Regions from separate parts of the Homo sapiens genome. Here all the other regions are linked to region 2. Evidence: chromatin loops called from intact Hi-C (ENCODE). Cell type or tissue: heart left ventricle. All regions are shown on one strand.

Region 1 (2,500 bases), 110 kb after region 2:
ATTAACTTAAGCTGTGATTGTAGACAAAGCTCAGTAAAACTGCTCATCTCTGCAACCCATGCTCAATTGAGGCCGTTTCTGAGTTCCGATTATTACAAAGTGACTCTGCTCTATATCTGGACCTCACAGAGAGGCAATCTTCCATTTCAGCAAGGATGCAGAAACAGATTACTGAGGGCAAGGGTGAAGGAAGCTCCCCTAACTTCCAAATGCACTGACTGCCCAAAATGTGGGGATCGCCCCCGCCCACCCGCCGGCAGCAGCCTCCGCCTGTAAATGGGTTGGGGATTTGCGTTGGAAGGCTGTGGCCCTCCCGCTATGTTCCTAAAATTTATTACCAGAAAAAAAAACTAAAATTTATCCAATACTTCAGTTTTCCCAACTTATCCCAGATGTTGCTCTTTGCCCCAAAGCAATTTTACCAAAACCATTCCCCGGGAAAGCCTCGACCTTTGTCCCCTTGCATTTTGAGTAACCATTTGGGCAACTGGAAAAAAGCTGCTGCTGCCTTCAAACGTTGGTTCGCCCTTTCCTTTGACCCTGGAGACCATAAGCGAATCCGGAACTGCCAACGTCGCTCACCCCAGAGACTGAAGTTCCCTATCGCGCACCTAACCATAATTTCCAATGACGGCGCCCGCACACCTCAAAGATAAGGAACGCGGTGCTGGGTCTTTGACTCCTGAGCAGGCGTGCGCCAGGCGTTTACAACTCGGCTTCGAAGAAAGTTTTTGTTCACACCCGAAACCAAAGTATCTGTGCATTAACTCACGGGCTCAGGCAGATAACGAAAGGCTTTTCCCAGCATTTACGACGCGGCACTTCCAAGGGTGCGCTGAATCCTGTCTGTCCCCAGAGGTAGCCGACCGGTCCCCGTCTCCACCGACCTCCCCTGGCGGCCAGCGTCTCACACGCGGCTTGTCCGCCTGGGAGCCAGCATCGTCCTCTCCCGCCGGCTTCCAAAGGGCCGGGGCGCCCTTACCTCGCTGACGATGGTGGAGTGGGCCTGGGCGTAGCGCCAGCCGCCGCGGCACGGCACAAGGGGAGCCGAGCGGTTGGGGAAGGCGGCGAGTGGGTCCGCGCAGCTGAGAGCGCTAGTGGCGGAGGCGCTGTCGTTGGCCGCCTCCAGGAGGTAGCGCTGGCAGCGGCCGCGGCGCTCGGGGGGCTCTGGGCCGCGGGAGGCGGGCGCCGTGCGGTTCCACTCCTCCTCCGGGCTCCAGCCGCAGCGCTCGGCCAGCGCCGCGGCACTTGGCCCGCGGCACCAGTAGTGGTCGGGCTGCGTGCCCAGGAAGACCACGCCGACGAAGAGGAAGGCGAAGGTGACGCCCGTCAGGCACAGCAGCAAAAACACGCGCCTCTGGAAGCGCCCGAACTCGCCCACCCGCTGCAGCGCCTCGTCGAAGGAGGGCATGGTGCGCCCGCCGCCCGCCGCCCGCAGCCCGCGCCTCGGAGTGACCCGCGGACCCAGCCGGCGGCCTCTCTTTACTCCGCCGCCTCCCCCGCGCCACCCGCCTCACTCGCCCTGGCGCTGTGCCGGCCGCAGCCGCTCCTCCTGCCCCCCGCGGCCCCCGCCTCTCTTCCCCGGGCGCCCGCAGCAGCCCCGGGCCACAGGTCGCGGGAGGGACGGCCGCGAGCCGGACGCACCCGGCCGGGGTGGGCGCGCGGTGGGGCTCGGGCGGTGCGGCCTGACTACGCGCCAGGGACCCGGCCGGGACCGCGAGTGACGGGCGCAGCCTCCGGCCTGGCGCGGAGCTCCTTTTGGTCCCTGCCAGCAGCCTGCTCTGCAGTCAGCCCCAGGTCGGGCTCCAGAAGAAGAAAGTTCCAGGGTCACCCGACCACTCCCGGAACTTCTGGGACCCGATCTCTCAGCGGCCCGGAGTGCAGCCCGGGGACTAAGGACGCGCGCGCGCGCCCCGGGTCCGGTGCCTGTGCCCGGGAGAGCCCCCTCCAGCCCTTGGCCCTTGCGCGTGCGGAGGCCTCCTGCGCCCATGTGGGGCAGGGCAGGGCAGGGCAGGGCAGGGCAGGGCAGGGCAGGGCAGGGCTGCCCGTTCCCAGCACAGCGCTGGCCATCGCCCTCGACCCATCGAGAGCTACAACTTGGGATTTGATCACCCAACTTTCCCCAGAGGGCAGCCGGGCAACCCACACAGGCGAAGGGGCTTGCTCAGCGTCCAGGAGGTTTGGGGTGAGAAGGGATCGCCTCAAGGCCAGGCCTGATGCAGACCTCCTTCGCCAGGGCCTTCCCACCCACCTTCGGTCTGAACGCCAGGGAAGGGTGTTGGTGGTTGGTTTGAATCCTGGTTTTTCCGCTTACTTATTGCGCCTGCCAATTCGGCAGAGCGCGATCAGAACTTCCCGCCCAGGCTGCCCAGGCTGCTGGGTCCATGCTGGGACGCCTTCCCCGGGCTGGGTCGCGGTCCCCCCACGCCCCCACGTTATCGGCCCACGTTCTGCCTTTAGCTCACTTTTCTCCAAGGCCTTGGGAGGACTTGCGGTTCCT
Region 2 (2,500 bases):
CTGCAGGGCTGTTACAGGGAAATAATAAGAAAGTGCATCAAGTGCCGAGCACATCCTAAGCACTCCACCATGGCAGCTCCTACTAATAATATGGAATAGAGTTGAATCTAACATGACTCTTTCTTGCAAGTGACAGAAAATCCAACTCAAATTGGATTAAGCAAAACAAGGCAAATTCTTAGTGAGCTGAAAAGTCTTCAGGCTCACATTAGGCCCCAGACCCCAGACCCTCCCAATCATGGAGTAGGCACTATTTGGGGCACAAAGGTGACACTCCCGTGGCTGCAGATGCTGTGGTGGCTCTGGCTCTGTTGAGAAAGAATAAGAAAGGCCACTCTCTCCCTTACATGAACAATAGTCTGTCCACTCTGAGAGACTGAAATTGGGTCATGGTCCTGCCCCTGAGCCCGTCACTGATTGGCTCTGACCTGCATCAGCTGTTCCATGCTGAAGGTGGAGGCAGGACCCCATTCATACCCAGAAGGGAGCAAAAGGTAGATCCCTCACCAGAATTATGGGATGTAGGGTGAAAGGCTGCTGGGCAGCCAGAAAACAAACAGATCCTCTACAATACTTCAACTGATGAAAGCATGAAGCTAAAATCATAAGGATCCGGGTGTGAGTTCTGTCTCTCCCATATTCCATGTGACGTTGGGCAGTTATTTAATCTCTTTTAGCCTCAGCTTTCTCATCTGTACTTACATATAAGGTCATTGTGAGGATTAGGGTTATTAATCATCGCCGTCATCCCCGTCCACCACTTATCATCATCCTCCCCATCAACATCATCACCACCACCGTCATCATCATTACTACCATTACCATCACCACCATTCCACCACCATCACCATCATCACCATCACCACCGCCATCATCATCATTACTACCACTACCACCGCCATCACCACCATCACCATCACCACCATTGCCATTATCACTACCACCACCATCATCACCATCACCACCACCATCACCATTATCATTACCACAACCATCATCACCACCACCATCATCACTATTATCACTACTATCACCATCACTATCACCACTATCATCATAAATAAACATCACATAACCGGCGTGTAACCGGGCCTTGACCCCAGAGCCCACTCGCTGTGTCCTCTCTCCCACCCCCTTCTGCACATTTCTAACCACCATCCTGCACTGGCTCCCTGTCTCCTCTGGTCTCACCCACATGTCCACTGAGAAAATGATTCTCAGAACACTAACTAGACCAGGAGGAGTCACAAAACATAACTCAGATCTGTTTATCGATTTTCTATATGTTGATGACATCAGATCAATGGGTGTTCTCAGCTTCTCAGAGGGAGGTCGAAATTCTCCCCCTCTCCCCTTCATGTTTCCAGACCTTCCTTGACTTGGATATTCCAAATGCAGAGTAGGTGTTGAGGCCAAGGGGCTCTTCCGTGTCAGCCCCATCCACAATCACTGGGCTAATCTTGTGGCCCTCTCCCCAGGACCCAATCAGGGAGGGCTTCAATCCTCAAGGTCACCCGTGGCCCCCCGCCCTCAGAGGTGCCATCTCTACATTGGCCACTGGATGGCAGCACATACTCACAGACCGCGTCAATTTCCTGGCAACTAGTGGTGGGTTTACCTCCTGATCAGGATGTTTGCCTTGCTCTGAGAGCAGATCTGAGAGCAGTGATATCTAACTTAATTTTCAGCAAAATATTTTGAAAAGGGTGCTCCCTCACCCATCTACACAGTCCACGTCATGCACCCCCTGCCCGATGCTTGGTAGCCAGGAGGAGCTTCCTCCATGCAGCTCCTTCCCGGCTAGGGCTGAGCTGGGCTCTGGAGCCAGGCTCTGGGAAGAGCCTCTTCTACGCTGCTCATGTAAACTCCAGATTCAGTGTCAGTTTTCTGAACCTGAGACAATGATCTAAGTGCAGTCCAACACTTTGGGGGAAGAAAGAAAGAGTGCCTCAGCTTTTGCCTGTGTCATGCTCGCAAAGCAAAATATTTTGAGAAATTCTAATCAAAGCTGGGCTTGCAAAATTGGAAAACGATTATTTGTGAGAGCACTGAGACATCCTTGGCGTGTCCATCTGGAAAAACAGCATTCCCTCTGGCAGTTTAGCAGATGTTCTGTTTCAATTTGGCAAAGGAAATAAAGCAGTTTTTCACAAAAGAAAAACTACAACTAGGAGAATTGTCCCTAGTTGTATTTCTTCTCCCTAATTGTCAAGGAAGTGTAAATCAGAAAATGAATCAGGACAATTTCCACCTACTATGTTAGCTAATCTTTTAAAAATTGAATACTCACAAGGGTGAGGAGAATTGTTTCCAGTAACATTTTATACTGTCACACACTTTTAGAAAATAATTTGGGAGTGTTACCGCGAGATGGAAATATGTCAACATAATTATGGGAACTTAGACTTCAGAAAAGAAACGAGAATGAACTTTATGAACAAACATGTGGAAGATTGGAAGCAAGAGTGGGGCCAGTGTGCACGGGGAGGAAGCATTTGGG
Region 3 (2,500 bases), 590 kb after region 2:
CTGGAATTACAGGTGTGAGCCACCGCGCCCAGCTGCAATGAACTTTTTTAAAACCCTGTGTGACGTATGTTTATAGTGGCACTATTCACAATAGCAAAGACTTGGAACCAACCTAAATGTCCAACAATGATAGACTGGATTAAGAAAATGTGGCACATATACACCATGGAATACTATGCAGCCATAAAAAATGATGAGTTCATGTCCTTTGTAGGGACATGGATGAAACTGGAAACCATCATTCTCAGCAAACTATCACAAGGACAAAAAACCAAACACCACATGTTCTCACTCATAGGTGGGAATTGAACAATGAGAACACATGGACACAGGAAAGGGAACATCACACACCAGGGACTGTTGTGGGGTGGGGGGCGGGGGGAGGGATAGCATTAGGAGATATACCTAATGCTAAATGACAAGTTAATGGGTGCAGCACACCAACATGGCACATGTATACATATGTAACAAACCTGCACGTTGTGCACATGTACCCTAAAACTTAAAGTATAATAATAATAAATTTTAAAAAAATAAAAAATAAAACCCTGTGTGAGACTCCAGCCAGGCAATTATGTCTGTCCCAGGTGGTGCAGCTTCTCAGGGGAGGGAGCCTCAGCCTCAGGGTAAAGAGCACGGTAACAAGCTCTTCTAACAAAAGCTCATCAACACGTATCTCAAAGAATAGCATCCCCAGCCAGGCACGGTGGCTCAGGCCTGTAATCCCAGCACTTTGGGAGGCTAAAATGGGAGGTTCACTTGAGCCCAAGAGTTAGAGACCAGCATTATAGTGAGACTGTGTCTCTACAAAAAAATAGAAAAAAATTAGGCAGACATGGTTGTGTGTGCCTGTAGTCCCAGCTACTCAGGAGGCTGAGGTGGGAGGATTGCTTGAGCCCAGGAAGTCGAGGCTGCAGTGAGCTGTGATCGCACCACTGCACTCCAGCCAGGGCAACAGAGCCAGACCCCGTCTCTAAATAAATAAATAAATAGCATTTCTCCCTCACATTTGGGAAAATGAAGCTCTATGTGACACGTCAGCAGGCAGAGAAGCCCCTTTAAATTCCTTGTTTTTTGGTGCCATCCAGTGGTGACTTGGATTTTTTTCCCTCAGGTAGGTTTTATCTAAAAGTTGTTCAGTAGGCTGTTCAGCGATAAATTATCAGACAAGAGTGTGTTGCATTGAAACACTCTGCATTACTCATTAAGAAAAAACTCACACCTTCAAAAATTTAACTGCTCAAGGACTTTGAGTTAAACATCGTAAACGAACCACAAACATTCATGCCCCCCAACCTGCAAAAAAAAAAAAAAGAACCACTAAGATGAAGTGAAAAGACAGAAAGGATAGGCGAGGTAATGTTGCCAGGCAAGAACTAGGAACAAAATTTGGGGAGTGAGAACAAGAGGCTATAATCAGAGATGCATGAGAAGAGCACATGAGGGTACTGTGGGCTGAAGGATCCTAAGGTAGCCTCCAATTCCCACCCCCTGGTGTACACACCTTATAGCATTCCCTCCCCTGGAGTGTGGCCCCTCATCAGTTAACTTTGAGTTGATAAAAAGGGATGTTGTCCTGGTGTGTCTAGAGGTAAGACACAGGAAGCACAGCAGATACTCTCCTTCTCCTTCTGGCCTTGAAGAAACAAACTACCCAGGTGGAGAGGACCACCTGCCAGGAAATGGGGGGCACCCCTAGGAGGTGGGAACCTCAGCCCTACAACTACAACAACCCAGGTTCTGCCAACAACCTGAATGGGTCCTGGGCCTCAGAGGAGACCCCAGCCTCAGCTAATGTCTTGATGTCAGCCTGGGGAGACCTCAACAGACAGCCCAGCGGCCCCATAACTGGACTCCAACTGGTGGAAACTGAGATAATAAATGTGTGCTGTTTTCAACTGCTGACTTTAGGGGGATTTATTAGGCCAACAACAGAAAACTCATACATGGGCCAATTCATCCTGAGACCCCTCTGAGAAGAAAACAAGGAACCAGGACCAGGAGGGACAGAACAGAGGTGGAGGCAATGTCAGACACAGAAAAGAACAAAGTGGCAAAGACGGGAAATAGAAAACAAAAGATAAAGTCATCAGAGAGCAATCCAGGGAGCTCAGCACCAAAACACTGTTCAAAGAAGAAATAAAGACAGAGGACAGGAAATTGTCAAATACATAATACCATAAATTTTCCAGGACCCCAAAGCCACAAGCCTCTAGACTCAGAATGTTCAGAGCAATGAATGAAAAAAGACCACATCAAGGCATGCCGTCAATAAATTTCAGAACATCAGGGCTAAGAAGAAGATGCTGGAGGCTTCCGCAGAGAAAAATTAGGTTACATTAAAAAGAGAAAAGGACTCATCATGGCATTGACTTTCCAATAACGATACTGAACATAAGAAAGTATTGGAACCCAAGTCGCCTTCCTGGTATATTTAGCTATAGTTATGTAGGATGTATCCACTGGGGGAAACTGGGGAGGGTATGTGGAACCTCTGTGT

The links. A loop is a pair of places that touch in the nucleus more often than their neighbours do. Peaks named below come from ENCODE experiments on the same cell type or tissue, not always from the same donor. Only the 100,000 strongest peaks of a DNase experiment are listed, where the experiment ranks them.
Region 1: a loop joins it to region 2, with 2.2 times the contacts of the local background. A loop is called at or near these places in 8 of 110 quality-filtered maps.
Region 3: it touches region 2 in a loop (9-fold over the local background); 78 of 110 quality-filtered maps call a loop at or near these places.

Annotation. Positions count from the first base shown.
Region 1 is chr6:160,347,331-160,349,830 of GRCh38, reverse strand. It overlaps SLC22A3 (solute carrier family 22 member 3), which reads right to left and starts at 1,453. Exons shown (of 11, transcript NM_021977.4): 1 at 983-1,453. The coding sequence starts at 1,411. In heart left ventricle, no CTCF peak of the experiment used is centred here; DNase peaks (open chromatin) are centred at 971, 1,101 and 1,580; H3K4me3 peaks cover 1,691 bases; H3K27ac peaks cover 180 bases; H3K27me3 peaks cover 1,448 bases.
Region 2 is chr6:160,455,196-160,457,695 of GRCh38, reverse strand. No RefSeq gene overlaps it. Among named protein-coding and RNA genes, the nearest start is that of SLC22A3, 110 kb to the right of the region's middle. In heart left ventricle, CTCF peaks have their summits at 1,356 and 1,560 (motif pointing right); a DNase peak (open chromatin) is centred at 1,555; H3K4me3 peaks cover 749 bases; H3K27ac peaks cover 688 bases.
Region 3 is chr6:159,862,033-159,864,532 of GRCh38, reverse strand. No RefSeq gene overlaps it. Among named protein-coding and RNA genes, the nearest start is that of MAS1, 28 kb to the left of the region's middle. In heart left ventricle, a CTCF peak has its summit at 1,098 (motif pointing left); no DNase peak of the experiment used is centred here.